2 separate regions of the Homo sapiens genome follow, and region 2 is linked to region 1. The links are chromatin contacts, found by Hi-C or POLR2A ChIA-PET in ENCODE. All regions are on one chromosome and are shown on one strand. Each heading gives the region's core, a stretch centred on a gene start or an enhancer-like site at or near the end of the contact. The rest is flanking DNA. Distances are from core to core; before and after follow the strand shown.

Evidence for each region. A loop is a pair of places that touch in the nucleus more often than their neighbours do. ChIA-PET counts read pairs that join two places held with the same protein, here RNA polymerase II (POLR2A). Pooled maps may share reads with other maps.
Region 2: a loop to region 1 is called in a map of endothelial cell of hepatic sinusoid, with 2.9 times the contacts of the local background. The contact joins two enhancer-like sites. A Hi-C loop is called at or near these places in 4 of 168 maps with a recorded cell type or tissue (CD4-positive, alpha-beta memory T cell, Panc1, endothelial cell of hepatic sinusoid and 1 more) and 5 of 50 pooled maps. POLR2A ChIA-PET finds 5 or more read pairs at or near these places in 5 of 52 experiments (A549, BJ, CD8-positive, alpha-beta memory T cell and 2 more).

Annotation. Positions count from the first base shown.
Region 1 is chr18:8,682,669-8,688,271 of GRCh38, forward strand. It overlaps the pseudogene TOMM20P3. Among named protein-coding and RNA genes, the nearest start is that of MTCL1, 20 kb to the right of the region's middle. Within about 2 kb of position 2,808, at least 3 of the 41 ENCODE cell types and tissues checked have a DNase peak (open chromatin) inside an H3K27ac peak, as active enhancers do.
Region 2 is chr18:8,762,460-8,768,241 of GRCh38, forward strand. All of the region lies in intron 3 of MTCL1 (microtubule crosslinking factor 1), which reads left to right. Among named protein-coding and RNA genes, the nearest start is that of GACAT2, 58 kb to the left of the region's middle. RefSeq lists enhancers at 3,628-4,227, 4,228-4,825. Within about 2 kb of position 3,940, at least 2 of the 41 ENCODE cell types and tissues checked have a DNase peak (open chromatin) inside an H3K27ac peak, as active enhancers do.

The sequences.
Region 1 (5,603 bases), core at 1,558-4,057:
CAATTTTACGCATCTGCAATTTTTCTGCCACTTTTTCTGTAAGAAAGAAAATCTTTGACCAAATGGTTACACTTCTGAGGAGTGTGAAGAAGGAGAAGTGTGTCACTACTCCCTGGTGTCCTGGGCTCACAGCCCTGAGGTCCCACCTGCTCTGTGGGGCAGAGACTGTGCTGGCTGTGCAGCCTCTCCATTCAGAAGAGCATCCTTGGCAGACTGTGCTATCCCACTAGACACGGTGGACCAGAACCCGCGACTTGATTTCCTAAACTCCTGATGGGAGAAGAAAGAGGTGAAGAAGAAACTAATTTTTTTTTTTTTTTTGAGACAGAGTCTCGCTCTGTCGCCCACGTTGGAGTGCAGTGGTGTGATCTCGGCTCACTGCAACCTCCGCCTGGTGTCCACTGTCTGTCTTACAATGTGTCTGGTGTCTTACACATGGTCCTACATAAGACAGTAAGACAAAGGCCGACGGACACACAGCTGTCATTGCTTCCCATCCACTCCCACCCTCTCCTCCACCAGTTGGGCTGGGGGCAGACACCTGACCCAGGCTGGGTCAGTTGGATTTTCTCTCTCAGGAGCTTTGGAACACAGGTCCTGAGAAAAGGAGCTGATGTGCTACAGGCAACAGAGCTGCAGTGTCATATGTGGTCATAGCTTGAGCTATTATTGCAGTAGACCAAAGCCATGTGCAGAGAAATTACAGAAGGCGAGAGAAGCCACGAGTGGGCCAGGCTACATCGCTTGGGGAGACAAGCAGACACAAGGAACTCCACAGTGCAGAGAAGACAGAGGTCTCTGATTTTCCAGCATGATGTGGCTGCACGCTGTTTCATTTCTCAGAGGCCTGAGGGAGTAACTGTTATATCCTTAGTAAAACCATCTTTTACTTAATGTTGACTCAAGTGGGCTTGTGTTCTAGGTGTAAAAAAGTGAAAAGTGTATGTCCCAAATCTAATCTAGGGACAGAACCTAATTTTATGTGATGTAATCCCCAAACTTCTGGGAAGAAACTGACTTTTTTTAATTTAAATTTTTTTTTTCATTTTTCTTTTACCATGCAAGACTTCATCACAAGAAATCAACATTTTTGATTTTGAAAAATTAAGGCAATTTAATATTAAACTTTAATGGGGTTAAGACTTGTTCTGGGAAACCTGTTTCTCACTCACCCAGTCAAGCAAGACAAAGGTGACCTTTAATCAAACATCCTTTTCAGGTTGTATCTGGCCCCTTGATGACCATCTGATAACCACCTTTTTTTTTTCCCTGTAAAATGTCCCTGCCAAGAGAAAACTGTATTATTCTTTTTTTTTTTTCTTTTTTTTTGAGATGGAGTCTTGCTCTGTCACCCAGGCTGGAGTGCAATGGCACGATCTCGCCTCACTGCAACCTCTGCCTCCCAGGTTCAAGTGATTCTCCTGCCTCAGCCTCCCAAGTAGCTGGGATTACAGGTACCCACCACCACTCCCGGCTAATTTTTGTATTTTTAGTAGAGATGGGGTTTCACCATGTTGCCCAGGCTGGTCTTGAACTCCTGACCTCAGTTGATCCACCCGTCTCAGCCTCCCAAAGTGCCGAGATTACAGGCATGAGCCACCACGCCCAGCCACAAATTGTATTATTCTAACAGGGGCCTTTTCCTTTGAATATAAGATTGTACTAATCTCATATACAAATTGTCTGAAAGTTTTCTCAGGCAAGGACAATGAGGCAAGCTCTGAGGCAGCAGATGTCTCAATGTTCTCCTCAGCAGTGGTCTTACCTGGGAACTTGCTAGAAACGCAAATTCTCTGGTCACGATCGAACAACTGAATAGGAAACTCTGTAGGTGGGACCCCACAGTGTGAGATCCAGGTGATGCTGACATGCATGACATTTAAGAACCTCTGTACTCGGGACACTGAAGCTCACATAGTGCTTGTTGGATTCCTCTAAAGACTGAGCTTGGGTTGGGTTGTACAGGAGTGAAGGGTGTAACCAGAACAGGCTCCTTGCGCGATGCACACAGCACGTCAATCCGCTAAGACCACCAGGTTGCAGCAGAGAAAGAGGTTGAATCATAGGGTCACTGAACAAGGAGATGGGAGGGAACCTCAAATCCACCTCCCCAAGGAGTTTGGGGCCAGGGTTTTTAAGGGTTTGGAGTGGGCCAAGACATGGAGCTCGTTGGTGGGATAGTGCAGGGTGAAGTCGTCGGACAGGGAGAGGAAGTAGCTGTGTTTTCAGGCTGATCCCTTCCTCTGTGGGGTCTTCAAACTGGGTGCTGGAACTCAGGGTCTGAAAAACATCTTAAGTTAAACAAAGTCCTCATGCTTCTAATGTCAGCGATCATGTCTATAAGAACAATGGGGAGGCAAATTAATTCTCACACAGTCTTCTGACCCTGTGTCAGAAATCTCAGAAACAATAGGGAGACCTATGGGTCAGGGTCTACGGCTTCATGACTTTCAGCAATAAGGCAGTGGGCCGGAGTGCAGCCTGCCTGATGCTGATTATAAGTATATTTCTGTCCAGAACCCAGCACGCAATTTTTGTTAATCCTGTGGGGACATATCCACATGCCAGTTTTCCATATTCTTCTTGGCTCAAAGTGGCCTCTCTTCAATAAATAAATGATCCCCTTGAGAGGGGCTTAGACAGTGACCCGGTGAAAAGCCTCCCACTGTTTCCACTGTGGACTGTGGAGCTTTGTTCAGACAACAGGCCCAACTGTGGCTCCACTGGCCCTGCGATAACCCTACACTGTTGGCTGGCCTGGTTCCCCGTCCAGAAGGAGTTTAATGAGGAGGTGAACATGAGCACTCCTCACAGCGAACGTGCCCGAGCAAGTCAGCAGGACTCAGATTTGCTTGCAGTTGTTAGCCAAGCTGATCTCCTGCTGACACGTTTAGCTCGGGGACAATGTCCTGTCCCCAGACAGGAGGCCTGAAAACTTGACAGATGGCAAGAGCTAGCATCTTTCTTTAGGATGAGAAGCAGGGAAGAAGCCCTCATAATTGGAGGAACACACATTTTAAGAAGGAAAAAAATGGCCACTCCTTACTAGATCATTCCTCACCAGCCCCTCCCGTCTTCCTCAGGGGAAAACTGCTTTCTCTTTCCTCTGTGCCCCAGGGCAGCTCCAACTCCTCCGACGCAGCACGATACTGTTATCCTTGCTTCTAGACTGGCTCCTTAATGAGACTCTTTGAGGGCCAAAGCAATGATTAGTCATCTTTGTGTTCTCTGTGTTTGGCAAAATGTATTTGCTGGATGAATGAGCTTTAACTAGGGCTGGTGCAGATGTTTGGGTGGCAAGGGGAGTTGGCTAGCAGATCCTAAAACCCAGGCAATCAGCCCTTCCTGACTGTAGATTCCCGTTGGCCTCGCACGCACACACACATATACACATCTTAATGGTGATTTCAGGACACTTAAAATTCCCTTTCAGTTTAAAAAACCTTTAAATGGGCCGGGCGCGGTGGCTCACGCCTATAATCCCAGCACTTTGGGAGGCCAAGGTGGGTGGCTCACCTGGGGTCAGGAGTTCGAGACCAGCCTGACCAACATGATGAAACCCTGTCTCTACTAAAAATTCAAAATTAGCCGGGTGTGGTGGCACTTGCCTGTAATCCCAGCTACTCGGGAGGCTGAGGCAGGAGAATCACTTGAACCTGGGAGGTGGAGGTTGGAGGCTGCAGTGAGCTGAGATCACGCCATTGCACTCCAGCCTGGGTAAAAGAGCAAAATTCCATCTCAAAAAAAAAAAAAAAAGCTTTCAATGGCTATGGTGGCTAGTTGCAATGGTCCATTCAAATAGAAGAATTAGTTTCCACTGCCTTACTCCCAAAGAACACACACATCTTACAGAAAGGTGAGATACTACTCATGTGTAGGGTCATTTCGGTTCCCATCACAGAATGCAAAGAAAAGCACTGGAAATTCAAACTGCATTGTGTCAACCTTATTGGTTCCTTCGGGGCTGCTGAGAAGTGTACTTATGTGTTCTCAGTGCACAGAGGTTTGCTAAGGAAATGTAGAGTGTCAGCAAGACCAGGGACACTGTTTTCTTAGTTGAGCGAGGTGGCTTTATTCAGGGACTTGGACATTTGCATATCAGCCTCACGATTGCAGGGACAGCAGGAGCTGGCATGAATTAGGCTGGTACTTGATATGCTAATTACAGTTCTCTATAATCTTTGAAGGCTGTTTGGAAAGAGAATTTAGAATTGGAGAGAATGGAAACGCAGTTAGGTTAAATGACATGCCCAAAGGTCTCAGAGCTAATCAATGGGAAATTTGCTACGTGTTTCCAATGTGCGAAGAATACTACATGCAATACCTCCTTTAATCCTCTCAGCAATTCTCTGGTGAGTATTTTATTACTATTATTGCCATGCTGTAAGGGAAGCCACACAGAGCTGCCACTTGCCCAGACTTACTCTGCTAATGAGTGGAGGAGTCAAATGAGGTTTGTTGAGATTTCGGCTGAGGTCAATCTGGTCCCAGAAAAGAACATTCGAAGGTCATTCTTGGCTTACCGGGAACAGAACTAAGATTGTCTCCATTTTTTTTTTTAATCACTCAAAGATTTTAATGCTCAGTTTTTACAAACACATTCAAGTTTCCATCCAATTTTCTGATTCGTAGCAAAATGTACTAGCTTTAAAAATGTGCATTCTTCAGCTTTCTCCTACACTTTTTCGCCTATTTTTCAAAACTGAGCACTGGGTATTTTTAACGTAAGTGATATTATGTTATATGTGCATTTTAATTGCATGTTTTTCGGAAGAAATGAAATCCATGATATTTTGGGTAACTCATAGTGTACTTATAAAATGAAAAGCTTGCTATCAAAATATACTTTTCACTGGGAAAAAGAAATAAAACAAACAAATGGATCTACATGAATTAAACATTGCCTTTGATAGATTTCAGTGCAGGACAGTCCAGAACAAACATATTTGCTCTTATTTCCCCAGAGCTGCTCAACTTCTTAGCTGAGTATTTCAATAATTTTTTTTTTTTTTGAGACAGTCTTGCTCTGTCGCCCAGGCTAAAGTGCAGTGACGTTATTTCGGCTCACTGCAATCTCCACCTCCTGGATTCAAGTGATTCTCCTGCCTCAGCCTCCGGAGTAGCTGGGATTACAGGCCTTGGTCACCACACCCGGCTACTTTTTGTATTTTTAGTAGAGACAGGGTTTCGCCATGTTGGCCAGGCTGGTCTCAAACTCCTGACCTCAGGTGATCTGCCCACCTTGGCCTCCCAAAATGCTGGGATTACAGATGTGAGCCACCGTGCCTGGCCTATTTCACTAATATTTTTAACTGAGATTTTATTGTGTTGGCATTTGTTTATCATTCCACATCTTTAGCAGAGCTCTGAGTGCTTACAATTTTCTGATAATTGTTGGGAGTTTACTCAGGAGCATTGGACCACTGGACACTCGCAGTAACTGTCCACACCCAGCACTCCCTGTCATCAGATGCTCCATGTCCTTCTCACACTCACCTTGAGCTAGTAACTCTTCTCTGAGCTGTATTTCTTCAAAGAAGATTTCTGAACAGCTTCAGCAACTTTAAGGTCAGGTCACTTGCAAAGCTCAGCTCTCTCCTTGG
Region 2 (5,782 bases), core at 2,690-5,189, 81 kb after region 1:
GAGCAACCCTTGGGGGACACCCCCACTAAGGAGGCTCTCAAATGAACAGTCGGGGTGATGGAGTCTTCCTTGGCCATGGAGAAGAATGGATAGAAAAGATGCTGTCCCACAGAAGGCAGTTTCCTACGTGGAGTGAGGAAGGACGGAAATTGATGATGACTTCGTGGCTTCCACCCTTGAGGACAGAGCGGCTGCCAGAACCCCCACAGGGGTGGCAACAGGAGTGATCACACTGATAGCTGAAAGGGAGGTACAAGAAGACATCGGCACACACAGCATGGGATGTGCAGGAAGGAAGCAATTGGGGAGCCCCTCTCGGTGAGGGGCAGGAAAAGCAGGAGGACTGAGGCTCTGCGGGATAGGGCGGGAAGGAGGAGATGAGCGTGAGAGCACGGGGAAAGGGGCGAGTGTGGTGCCCGGCTCAGGCTTGGGAAGCAGCGTCTGCACCCATCTGTTGTTACAGTGGCTGTTTCTGGGCTGAGTTATCTTTCCGTTTCTGTGTATTCTTTCTCCTCTTTGTTAATTTCATTCTTAATTATTGTTTGGTAGCTTCTATAAAGTCTTCTATATAGTCTACAGGCTGAAATGACCTGCCAGCTGCACAAAGAAATTCTTCTCCCCCCAACCAAGCCCGCTCAATACATCCTCATTGATAACATGTCCCATGTCTGTCTGGAGGAAGCAGGCCTGTGACAAGATGTGCCGAGTTGTTCTGTCTGGCTTCAGTTATGTGCAAGAAAACAGAACTGAAACCAGGAGTTACCAGGGGGTTAGAAATCAAGGAAGAGGAAAACGATGTCCAAGAAAGGGACAGCCGTGGAAGTGGCCATCCTGGGGCAGGAATGAGGCCTGCTGGCTGGGGCTTCCCTGATGGGCCCGCCCAGACCCCAGGGTCCAACCTGCTGTAGAACCACCACAGAACAGAATCTAAGTCTCTCCTCATTTTTTCCAATTGGATGCCAGTTCACTTCCAAAGAGATGTCATGTGCCTGTGAATCTGGCTCAGGCCACCACCAAGGCAGAGAGTCTCCAGCCCAGCTTGTGTCACACTCTTATCAGCGTCTCAATTTCCATCTAAACCCAAAGCTCTTGTATGGAAGAGGTTTCCTAACTTCTTTTCCTTTTATTTCCCTTTCCTTTGCTTCACGCTTCTACATATCCTTTGGTTCAGTGGTCTCTCTCAGCCTTATTGCTCATTTGATTTTAATATGTTGACAAAAAGTCTTGTCAGTTCCAAAGAGGAGTGTCTGTCCTTTGCTAATTAGGTCCTAATAGCAGGGGAGAGAACACACATCATCGGTTTTCTCCTGGTGGTTTGACTCATCCTATAAATTGTATGTGAAATCACTTTTGCCATTGGCTCTTGGCATACTTAATTGCATTGTGGAAAATCTGACCCACTTACCTCCCTGAAATGATAGAAATAATGCCCTCTTACTGTGGGAGCGAATTTTGTTGTTGAAATTTTTCCTATGAATTAACAGATTGGGATTTTTATTTCAGACTTTATATACTTGGTGAAGTTAGGGTTCTAAATTCTGTTCTATATATAGAATATATAGAAATCACACAGTTGAAAAAGTTCATACTTCAAACACACATTTTCCATGCAGAGTGAAAAAGCCTGTTTTCTAAACATTGGTTTTTCTCCTAGAGAGAGAAGAAAGCCAAAATGATTAATAGTGGGTCTTTTTTTCTACTTTGAAAAAAAGGAGGGGGTGATTAGGACTTGAAAATATTAAACAAGAAGAGAATCATAATTGGCAGGGTAATATTGCTTTTTATGGTTATCACTTGTTAAGCAAATTACTTCATTTGATCTTTAAAAGAATGCTTTATATAAGGAAGGTACTATTCTCACTTTTTTTTTTTTTTGAGACAGAGTTTCGTTCTTGTTGCCCAGGCTGAAGTGCGGTGGTGCAATCTTGGCTCACTGCAACCTCTGCCTCCCGGGTTCAAGTGATTCTCCTGCCTCAGCCTCCCAAGTAGCTGGGATTACAGGTGTGCACCACACACCCGGATAATTTTTTGTATTTTTAGTAGAGACAGGGTTTCACCATGTTGGCCAGGCTGGTCTCGAACTCTTGACCTCAGGTGACCCACCTGCCTCGGCCTCTCAAAGTGCTGGGATTACAGACATGAGCCACTGGCCCTGGCCCCTGCCCCCGCCCCCCACTTTTAAATAAGGAAATTGAGACCACAGGCTGGCTCGATATGCCTGGATTTGGATGTGAGCATCCATGTCCTTAATTCACCTTTCCCTTTTACCCACGTAGCCTGGGCACTTTCACATGGTTGCTGGACAACTGAGACTTTGTAAGGATGTTGGGTCAACTTTGGAGTAAAGTGCATTATCCAATGCAAAACAAACTATACTTTGAATTTTCAAAGTTTTTCTAAAGGCATTGTCATGGAGGCTTTTAAAAACCAGTTAAAATTACACAGTTAACTCTGAGAGGCACTGACAGGTGCAATTACTCCCAATGATAAAAAGAGAAGAAATAAAATGCCCGGAAGAGTCAAAACAAAATAGTGGCCTATGTAGGTATGTGACTAGGGCACCATGGGGCTGCCTCAAAGCTTGAACTTGTGGCAAGAAGAACAAGTGAGTTGATACCCGGTGGGATGAAGGAAGGTTCTTCCCCTGGCCTTCGCCTACCTGCAGGCCATTTGCTGCTTGATCTCCAAGTGGCTCCTTCTCTGAACACCAGTTAGTTTTTTGAAGCACATTTGCACCTCAGGATAAATGTCGTGGCAGCAGGCCTGTGTGCCCTAGGAAGGTTGATGCAGCCTGTGAGCGGGGTGGAGGTAGAAGGAAGATGAAAAGCTGGGGCAACTATGCCAGAGACACACTCACGCTCTGCCCCAGTGAGCCCAAGGGGCAAGAAATGACTGGCTGAACAGACGACTGATTGAAAGAGCAAAAGTACCTCCATGCCAAGTCCCTGCACTGTTGGTGGCCTGGTTGCGTGTGCGCCAGAGGCAGCTGTGATATGGGCAAGCAGAGCACCCTAGAGCAAGAGCCTCCTCCCCCACAAGTCCTTGGGCAAGTCACTTAACCTTCGCACACCTCCATCTTCTCCTGGGTTAGTGCCTCACACTGCCCGTCCTCGGGAAGAAGTGGACCCAACCACACGAGGGATGGAAGTGCCAACAGGAGGGTGCTGCAGCTACTCGGGCAAGCCACTCCTCCCATGCTTCCTCCAAGGAAGCTTCTCTCTTCTCTTTTGGGTGGGAGTGATTCTGTTGAATAATAAAATCGAGAACCGAAGCATTAGAAGGACCCGGGACATGTACTTTCATCCTTGGAACAGTGATAGAACAGAAGTAGTCATGCGGGCTCCTGGGAGATGTGAGGTCTGTCCCAGCAGGGAGCAGCCACATCAAAGAAGGAAGCAGGCAGAGCTTCCAGCAAACAGAGCTCCCTGACTGGGCCTCTTTCCTTCTGTCCACTCAGAAACCATTAGAGTCCAGCCTGATTGCACAAATGGATCTAGACAGCCCCAGGAGGAGCCATCCCGACACAATGCTGCCACAAGTCTGAATAATGCACACATTCACCCTTATGTACCCACAGGAGGTCTTCTGGATTTTTATAGCTTGCAGATAAAGATCCAACAACATCTGGATTTTCTCAGATGTGAGAAGCTGGTCATAGATTGGTGTCATTTAGAAGACAAAACATGAGATTGATGTGTTTTAAAAGCACGCAGCGGATGCTGCACACAAGAAAGGCGTGGTTAATGAGCACTCCAGGCCTGCGTTTCAGCAGGGTGTGCCAAAGAATGATGCCTCATGAGGCCTCCTCCATCATCCTCCATGTAGCGCCTGTTGTGTGAGCTGATCCACCGAGCTCCCCACTAGGTGAAGCATGAGTTGTCGGAGGTCTGGGAGAAAGGAGCAGCTGTCTCTGCCGTGGCTGCTGCAGGGACACTGTGTAGGCTCTGTGCCCTGGTCTGCATCAGAGGCTGGGGCCTGGGGCGCCCCAGTGGGGACTTGCAGACGATAGCTTTAGCTGTTGAAAGGCTGCAGTGAAAACACCAGCTCTGGCAACTGATCCTGCTTTTCAACATTGTCTGCAATGTTGTGTCTCATAAATATAATATACTAGCAGAGATATTGACAGTTGAGGGTGTTAACTTTCTTAGCCTGTGTGTTCATTCCAGACAGCACCAGAGATAATCAAACTGACTTCTTTGGTTTTCATCACATGAAACCATGGCTGTTTTGTTTTTCTGCTGAATGCCTGCTCCCAGCTGTAGCCCTGGCCCAGCCGCCTTCCTGGGAGAGGGCTGGGCAGGACAGAGCTGAGGGTGGGCAGGTGCAGCTGGGACTTCCCTCCCTCTGTTCTGCCCTATGCCCATCCTTAGTCCAAGGGCTGGGTATTGTTCTTTGGTGATTTTCTTATGTTTCCAGGTTGCCTTTTAGGGGAAGCTTGTTCATTCCCAGCCCTCACTGGCTGACCCACCTCAAAGACCAGGGCTGGCCAGCCCCTTCCGCAGCCTCAGAGCAGCTCTCTAGCCTCCAGGGGTTTGTCCTGTTGTAGGAGCAGGTTGCATCCTGTGCCTCTCCCTGCAGCTTTCACTGCTCTTGCCTAATTAAATAATCTGTAGTTTCCAGGACAGTGGCAGAGGCTGATGGAGGAGGGAGGGTTTTTGCTCCTTAAGAATCATGAGATCATGGAGCAGAAAGTTACCCCCTCCTCTTGAATCACTTAAAGTATTGTGCCCTGGGGCTTAGAGCTAGGGATCCTAGCTGCCAGTGCTTGGAGATGAGAATTGCTGAAGATTTGCCCAAGGGGCATCAGTAGCTTTTGTGGAGTAATGCTAGCCAGTGATGCTTTTGATATTTCAGCACAGTTTAGTAGATGATTTATGGAACCAAGCAGTGGCTCCAGATAGCAAGGATCCTAGGCAGGTATGGGTCAGTAAGTCGGACAGGGTGTTATTAGGCCTCCCTAGTGGAAGAGTCTCTTGGATAGGAAGCCTTAAGCCTGGGAAGGCAATTAGGGTTTCAGAGTTTCATTTACTGTCCTCAAATATACATTAAGCCCTACTTTGTCCTCTGCACAAAGATGTATTTGATGATCCCCAGTGGCACAGAGCTAATCCTGCCTGGGGGTTAATCCTGCAGTTTAATCTCCTGTTCATTTCTGTCTGACTTGAGTACCCGGGGTCCATCAGTCTTGTCCATCATTTCCAGGTGAGGCGGAGCAGAGGTTTAATGGAGGTGTGGGATGTTTGCATTACGCTAGGTCAATTCCATTGTCCTTAAAAAATGAGAACCTTTCTGATTTGAAAAAAAAAAAAATTAATCTTGACTATTTGGGGGAATGGAAAAAAAATCTATAAACAAAAACATAAAGTCATCCATAATTCTATTCCCCATTGATAAGACCTGTTAGCGTTTTAGTGTATTTGCTTCCAAACATTTCCAAGACAAAAATATTTAATCTTGTTGAGATGATATTAAGTATATATTTTTAATCCTACATTTAAAAGGTGAATGTTTTATGAAAAATTTTGTCATTAAAATTTTTTAGTAATCACGATTTTTAATGGCTACACAATATTATATTAACTTTTAGTGCAAATGAAAATTTATGTGCCTGATTTCTTTCTTCCCAACATTTTATTTTGAAAATTTTCAAACAGATAGCAAAAAGAGTTCTGTAGTGAAAACACCTGTTATCCCCACCATTCACACTGTATGTTAACATTGTACTATACTTGGTTTATCACATGTCTGTCTACCCATCTTTTTATTCATTTACCCATCGTAT